2 separate regions of the Homo sapiens genome follow, and region 2 is linked to region 1. The links are chromatin loops, found by intact Hi-C in ENCODE. Cell type or tissue: HepG2. All regions are shown on one strand. Links, peaks and the distances in the headings refer to the core of each region. The heading gives the core; the rest is flanking DNA.

Region 1 (2,500 bases), core at 1-2,500:
TTGTTAAGTGCTCCTAGCTACAGAGACCATGGTGAGTCAAGATGGTTTAAGGGCAGCGTATTGGGGTTGAAAGGATATCACCTCTTGTTTCTAGGTGAAGTAAACACTCCAAAGCCTTAAAAATAATTCTGAAACTAGCTTCCTGTTATTCCACTGCAATACCAACAGAACTTTATAATCAGAACTGGACATACTGAGATCCTTCTGCAATTTAAATAGCTGGCAAATGGAAATGTTTCTCCAGTGAGTAACTGTCAAGCATTTGCCATTTATTTCCAAAATTAATGATGCTGATGTTAGTCTTTGTCTGCTTAGCCAGAACATTGCTGTGGGGAGTATTTAGCAACATTTATTTACTGCAGAAAAAAAAAAAAGTAGCAATAGGCTTTACATTTACAAATCACAACATAAGAGAAAGAGAAAATAAACAATATAAAAATTATCAGGCTCCTCCTGACTCATGGTTCTCTAAACACTACAGCTTCTGAGAACCACTCCTCCCTGGGGAAGCAGCCAAGAGGAGTGACACAGACAGATGGAGTCCAGGCTTGAGGCTGTCAACTTACCAGCCATCTGATGATGGACAAATTGCTTAAACTAAGCCTCAGTTGCTATCTGTTAAATGGTAAATTGCAGATGATAATAGTTTGATCATCTCAAGGTCACTGTGAGGATTGAGTGAGATAATCTAGTTATGTATTTTGATTTCTCCTTTTTTCCTTTATTCTTTGAGACAGGGTTGTCTCAGGCTGTTGCCTAGGCTGGAGTACAGAGGCGCAATCTCGGCTCACTGAAACCTCCATCTCTCAGGCTCAAGCGATTCTCCTGCCTCAGTCTCCCGAGTAGCTGGGATTACAGGCATGTGCCACCACATCCCGCTAACTTTTGTATTTTTAGTAGAAATAAGGTTTCACCATGTTTGCCAGGCTGATCTTGAACTCCAGACCTCAGGTGATCCACCAGCCTCAGCCTCCCAAAGCACTGGGATTACAGGCATAAGCCACTGCGCCCGGCCTCCTAATATTTTAAACCTACACTGGAACTCTCCTCTCTCCCCACACCCCCTAACCCATTCTCCAATTCAATCAAATCACATTGCCTCCCACTGCCTTCAGGAGAAAGCTCAGCCCCCTCCACTGCAGGACTTGAGAAGCCTCTAGGATCCTACCCCATCTTCCTTCTCTATGTCACAGCTCCAAATATCCCTACCCCCCAGTCAACTCTAGGCACACCAAACTGTTTAGGGTTCCCCAAACATGCCACCCCTAACACCCCACTCCCCCCATATCTCCATCTGTCTCCCTAACATTCCAGTGTTTCAAACTTTAGTGCTCTAGTTCTTAGAAACCACTCTCATACTTCAAATTATCTTCAGTCCTAGAAGAAGTCTTAGATAGTACTACAGAGAGAGGGAGGTAGAATACCAAGGTGGTGTTTTGGTAGGACCAAATCTATCCTATTTGAAGACATATTCTTATATAAGTTAATTATTAATTATTATAGTTAATATATTCTAATTCTAATTATATTGGAATAGTTAATATATATTCTAATTCTAATTATATATATTAATATATAATTATATTAAATTAAAGTTATATTCTAATTCTAATTATATAATTCTAATATAATTATATAATTAATTCTAATATAATTAGAATTAGAATATACTATTATTTTATAAAAAATATATTAACTACTATACAAGAAAATACAGTGTGGCTGGATTAACTTCTTTAATCTACATAAGAACTTTATAAGGCAGATACCGTTATCTCTCACATTCCAAATGAGAAAACAGAAGCACAGAGGGGTAAAATAATTTGTCCAGATACACAAGCTGAGATGTATGACTCCATGAAAGTTAGTGAATATTACTCAAAAACCAGTCTTACAATGACAGTGCTTCGGCCCAACTCTTAAGCACTGGCACATACTACTTCCCTCGACAGTAACAACTAAGGCAATTTCATGTGGTGTGTCATGGATGATCATGCGGAAAGCACTCAGGGAATGTGTGAGCCAGCCCCAAAGAAAATGCCAGAAAAAGCCAGGCTTAGTGGCTCGCACCTGTAATCCCAGCACTTCGGGAGGCTGAGGCAGGTGGATCACCTGAGGTCAGGAGTTCAAGACCAGCCTGGCCAACATGGCGAGGCGCTGTCTCTACTAAAAATACAAAAATTAGCCGGGCGTGGTGGCGGGCGCTATAATCCCACCTACTCGGGAGGCTGAGGCAGAATTGCATGAACCCGGGAGGCGGGGGCTGCCATGAGATGATATTGTGCCACTGCACTCCAGCCTGGGCGACACAGCAAGACTGTCTAAAAAAAAAAGAGAAGAAAAAACAAAATGCCAGAAAAAGAAAAAGAAAAGCCAAACAGTAAAAACCTTCATTGCCAAGTTTAGTATCCCATATCCCCTAGAAATTGAAAACAAGATCTATTTGAACACTCTGCTGTAACCTAACAATCATGAAAAACGAAAACTGGTAGCTTATTTT
Region 2 (4,819 bases), core at 1,387-3,886, 600 kb before region 1:
TTTACTGCTTAAATCATTCCATTTTGGGCAGTGGAAATCCTTTCAGTGGCCTCCAGTTCTTAGATAACCTGTTAGTCTTTGGACTTAGCACACACTGCCTAGCTCATAGTAAGGATTTCCATAACTTTTTTTTTTTTTTGAGAGTCTTGCTCTGTCACCCAGGCTGGAGTGCTATGGCATGGTCTCGGCTCATTGCAACCTTCACCCCCAGGTTCAAGCGATTCTCCTCCCTCAGCCTCCTGAGTAGCTGGGATTACAGGTGTGAGCCACCATGCTGGCTAATTTTTGTATTTTTAGTAGAGTCATGGTTTCGCCATGTTGGCCAGGCTGGTCTCGAACTCCTGACCTCGTGATCCGTCCATCTTGGCCTCCCAAAGTGCTGGGATTACGGGCATGAGCCACCACACCCAGCCGACTTCGGTAACTTTTATCTATTACTATATGAAAGTGAAACTTACTTCCACATAACAATGACCATAAGAACACAAGTATTCAGCCTATCCAACATATCTCTATCACGAGCATTTACTGGGTCCATACTATGTACCAGCACTATCCAAAGTAACTGGACTACAAAGACAGGTATAGCATGTTCAGTGATTATGGGATTACAGACTCGAGCAGCTGTTTATAAACACAGCATTCTAGTGCACCTGCACTTCAGGGTTAGGTGAGAAGTTAGTCATGAATCATTTATAGCTTGCCTTAGAGAAGACTAGGGATAATTGCAAATGACAGGCTTCTTAAAGAAATAAATGAGAAGAGATTCAAGGTGAGCCCTAGAATGCCGCTGGTCTCAGTGTATCTCAATATTCAGAAAACCAGGGAGCAGACGCAGCTGGATCGCTCAGCCTTGCACAACGCAGTGTGTCCTGTATCTGTGCATCATTGATCAAGTGTGTCATGCTCTGAAAAAAAAAGCTGGTCTAGGAAGAGCAATGTGTTACCAGACAACTATAACACAGTGGGATGTGTTCTCACAATGCCATCAGAATAGAGATGAGCATGTGGTTGAAAAAAAATCTGTAGGAAGGGAAATATCAGTTGGGCTTTTAAAAGATGACTGAAATTCATTTTTCCAGATGCAGTAGTTCAAACCTATAATCCAACCACTTTAGGAGGCCGAGAAGAGCAGATTACTTGAGGCCAGGAGTTCGAGACCAACCTGGGCAACATGGTGAAACCCTGTCTCTACAAAAAATACAAAAATTAGTTAGACGTGGTGGCACACACCTGTAGTCCCAGCTACTTGGGAGGCTGAGGCGGGAGAATGGCTTGAACCTGGGAGGTGGAGGTTGCAGTGAGCCGAGATCGTGCCACTGCACTCCAGCCTGAATTACAGAGTGAGACTCTGTCTCCAACAAAACAAAAAATGAAAAAAAAATGACAAAAATTCTACCAATGTTGTAAAAAAAAAAACAAACAAAAATAGAAAAGACGTTCTAGATAGGAACACTAGCTTCTGTAAAGGCACAAAGTTGTGACAATTATATGGACAACTGTGACAGGTTTTGTGTGGCCGGAAGACAGAATATGCTTGAGAGGTAGCAGAGGAAGGTCGAACGGGACCAGGTGGTAAAGGCATTGAATGCTATGAAAAGGAGTCTACGTGTGGTCAACACCAGAAGAAACCATCCAGTTGTCAAGCAAAAGTAATATGGTCAGCTCTATGGGGCTTTTTTGTTTGTTTTTGGGGTGTTTGTTGTTTGTCTGTTTGTTTCAGACAGAGCCTCACTCTGTCACCCAGGCTGGAATGCAGTGGTGTGATCTCGGCTCACTGCAACCTCTGCCTCCCTGGTTCAAGCGATTTTCATGCCTCAGTCTCCCAAGTAGCTGGGATTACAGGCATGCGCCACCACGCCCAGCTAATTTTTTGTATTTTTAGTAGAGACGGGGTTTCACCACGTTGGCCAGGCTGGAAATCTATGTTTTTTAAAAGATAACAGAAGAAGGCAAGGAGGGGGAGAGGGTAGATGGACCAAAAGAGAGAAAAAGTCAAAACAAAAAGACGAATTAGAAATCTACAGTGGCGGAGATGAAAAATTATGAGAGTCTAGAAGTATACCTTAAATCTGCCAGGTAGAAAAAAAGGAGGCAGAAATTCATTCACAAAGCTTTTCACAGGTGAAATTTACAGGACTTGGTGACTGCTAAAATGCGAGAAGTTATGAAGAAGAGGAATGAAGGATGACTCTCAGGTTTCTGAGTGTAAACAGGAAGTCGCTGAAATGCAATTCCATTTGCTAACTAGCCAAATCACAGTGCAAATTGATTAAGAATTAATACATGACAGAGTGTATTAGCAAAACAGGCAAGTTGCAAAAGACATCTTGGAGAAATAAACTCATCAGGATTTCCATTTTAAAAACACATGCAGGGCAACTCACATTTATAGCCTCTCCATTTTTGAATGTTAATGTTCTCTGGAAAGTAAATTATGAATGTCCAGTATGCCAGGATGCCGTCCTTAGCATCAAAGATGAGTCCCAAATTTGAGGTATAGGTTGCCTAGCAACTAAAGTCCCCTCGAACAAAGAAAAACTGACTTTTTTTTTTCTAGTAAAGTCGCTTCATGGATCCAAAGCAGGAGTAGGGGGAAATGATCATTAAAAATTGACCTTATGACGACAGTTCAGTTAAGAAAATTGAATTTACTCAACCAGCAGGGGGCATCCCACCTTCTCCAAGAACCTTTGCTAAAGTTCTCCGTACAGGTTATTTCCCATCCTTGACCAATCTCAGCAAATGATAATCTCTCCTTCCTCTAAACTCTTACTTCACTGGGATGACCCTGGAGGCACAGCGTGGCATGATGGTTAATTTTTCAATCGTCGTCTTCGAATACGTTGACATATCTGGAGCCATTATCTTTTACGTCATTTATTGACTGTGGACCCGGACAGCCTAAGTTTGAATCGTGACTCTAGCCCTTACTACCTCTGTGGCCTTGAGCAATTGTGTAATGCCTCCATGCCTCAGTTTCCCCATCTTTAAATGCAGGCAGTAATACTACCCTCTCTCATGTTGTAAGCATTCTATGTGTGATACACGAATTTGTATTTTCATATTTATGAGTTCATATTTTTATGTGTATAATTTATGACATGTGAGCAATATAGGAGTTAACATAGTTAAGGTGCTTGACACAGTTCTGGCACATAGGAAGCACTCAGTAGTGGTTGGCTCTGATTAGTATTACATCATGTTACCTTGCATCCTCTGTCGTAGCTGGAAAGGTAAACATATAGCATTTATTGTAAAAGTGATGAGTGATTTTCTGGTTCTTTTTCCACTGCTTCCTACTTTAATGTTCCATTTTGCAGGAAAACACTCGAATTTATTTCAGAGCTCCAAAGGGGCCTCAGGAATTACCTGAGTATTCTGCAGGTACTTAGGGAGGAATCAGCCCAACCAAGACATCTTTTTTTTTTCTTTTTCTTATTTTTTTTTAGAGACAGCCTTACTCTGTCACCCAGGCTGGAATGCAGTGGTGCAATCATAGCTCGCTGCAGCCTTGAACTCCTGGACTCAAGTGATCCCCCATCTCAGCCTCTTGAGTAGCTGGGACTACAGGTGCACATCAACAAGCCCGGCTAATTTTTATTTTATTTTAATTTTTTTTTGTAGAGATGAAGGTCTCACTGTGTTGTCCAGGCTGGTCTCAAATTCCTGGGCTCAAGCGATCATCCCACCTTGGCCTCCCAAAGTGCTGGGATTACAGGCTTGAGCCACCACACCCAGCTTAGGCATCTCTGTTGAATTAGTGTGAGAAATTTGCAATTTGTGTGCAGTTGACTTGAAGGTCCTTCCTCTGGGCCAATCAGCTCACCCAAAGAGTCCAAGCGTAGAAAATGTACATGGGAAAAATGTACATGGGAAAGAGATCCAATCTCTTTCCCATGTGCATCCCCATGAAAGGAAGGAGCATTTGCTGGGAGATGCTGAAGTCAGTCTCAAGAAGAAAGGAAAAGAAAAAGATGAATGAGCTTATAACAAACAGGTAGGTGGAGAAAAACCAGAGATAGACCTGAAAACACAGATTGCGCAGGAAGCTTTCATGGACAAGGCCCTGGGATTCGCAGAGGAAGGCACAGAACTTCCCTTTTCAAGGCCAGCCAACTAGGTTGTGGTAAGTAGAGTAATGGCCCTCCAAAGATGTCCATGTCTATAAATATGTCACCTTACATGACAAATGGGACTTTGCAGGTGTGATCAAGTTAAGGATTTTGATATAGAGAGTGATATAGTTTAGCTCTGTGTCCCCACCCAAATCTCATCTTGAATTGTACTCCCATAATTCCCACGTGTTGTGGGAGGGACACAGTGGGAGATAATTGAATCATGGGGGCGGTTTTCCCCATGCTGTTCTTGTGGTAGTGAATAAGTCTCACAAGATCTGATGGTTTTATCAAGGGGTTCTGCTTTCCCGTCTTCCTCATTCTCTCTTTGCCTGCTGCCAAGCATGGAAGACATGATTTGCTCCTCTTTGCCTTCCCCCATGATTGCGAGGCTTTCACAGCCATGTGGAACTGTAATTTCAATTAAATCTCTTTCTCTTTTAAATTGCCCAGTCTCAGGTGTGTCTTTATCAGCAGCATGAAAACAAACTAATGCAGAGGGATTATCCTGAATTATCTGGGTGGGTGCAATGTCATTACAAGAGTCCCTAACTAAGAGGAAGGCCGGAGGGTGAGAGAAGGAGAGGTAAGGGCAGAGGCATAGCCACAGTGATGCATGGCCATGAACCATGGAGTGCTGGTCACCTCCAAAAGCAGGAAAAGGCAAGGAAAGGATTCTCCACTAGAGCTTCCAGAAGGAA

The links. A loop is a pair of places that touch in the nucleus more often than their neighbours do. Peaks named below come from ENCODE experiments on the same cell type or tissue, not always from the same donor. Only the 100,000 strongest peaks of a DNase experiment are listed, where the experiment ranks them.
Region 2: a loop joins it to region 1, with 14 times the contacts of the local background. A loop is called at or near these places in 3 of 110 quality-filtered maps.

What each region holds. Positions count from the first base shown.
Region 1 is chr7:72,783,783-72,786,282 of GRCh38, forward strand. All of the region lies in intron 6 of TYW1B (tRNA-yW synthesizing protein 1 homolog B), which reads right to left. Among named protein-coding and RNA genes, the nearest start is that of TYW1B, 43 kb to the right of the region's middle. In HepG2, for the core only: no CTCF peak of the experiment used is centred there; no DNase peak of the experiment used is centred there.
Region 2 is chr7:72,181,362-72,186,180 of GRCh38, forward strand. All of the region lies in intron 3 of CALN1 (calneuron 1), which reads right to left. Among named protein-coding and RNA genes, the nearest start is that of CALN1, 230 kb to the right of the region's middle. In HepG2, for the core only: a CTCF peak has its summit at 2,670 (motif pointing right); no DNase peak of the experiment used is centred there.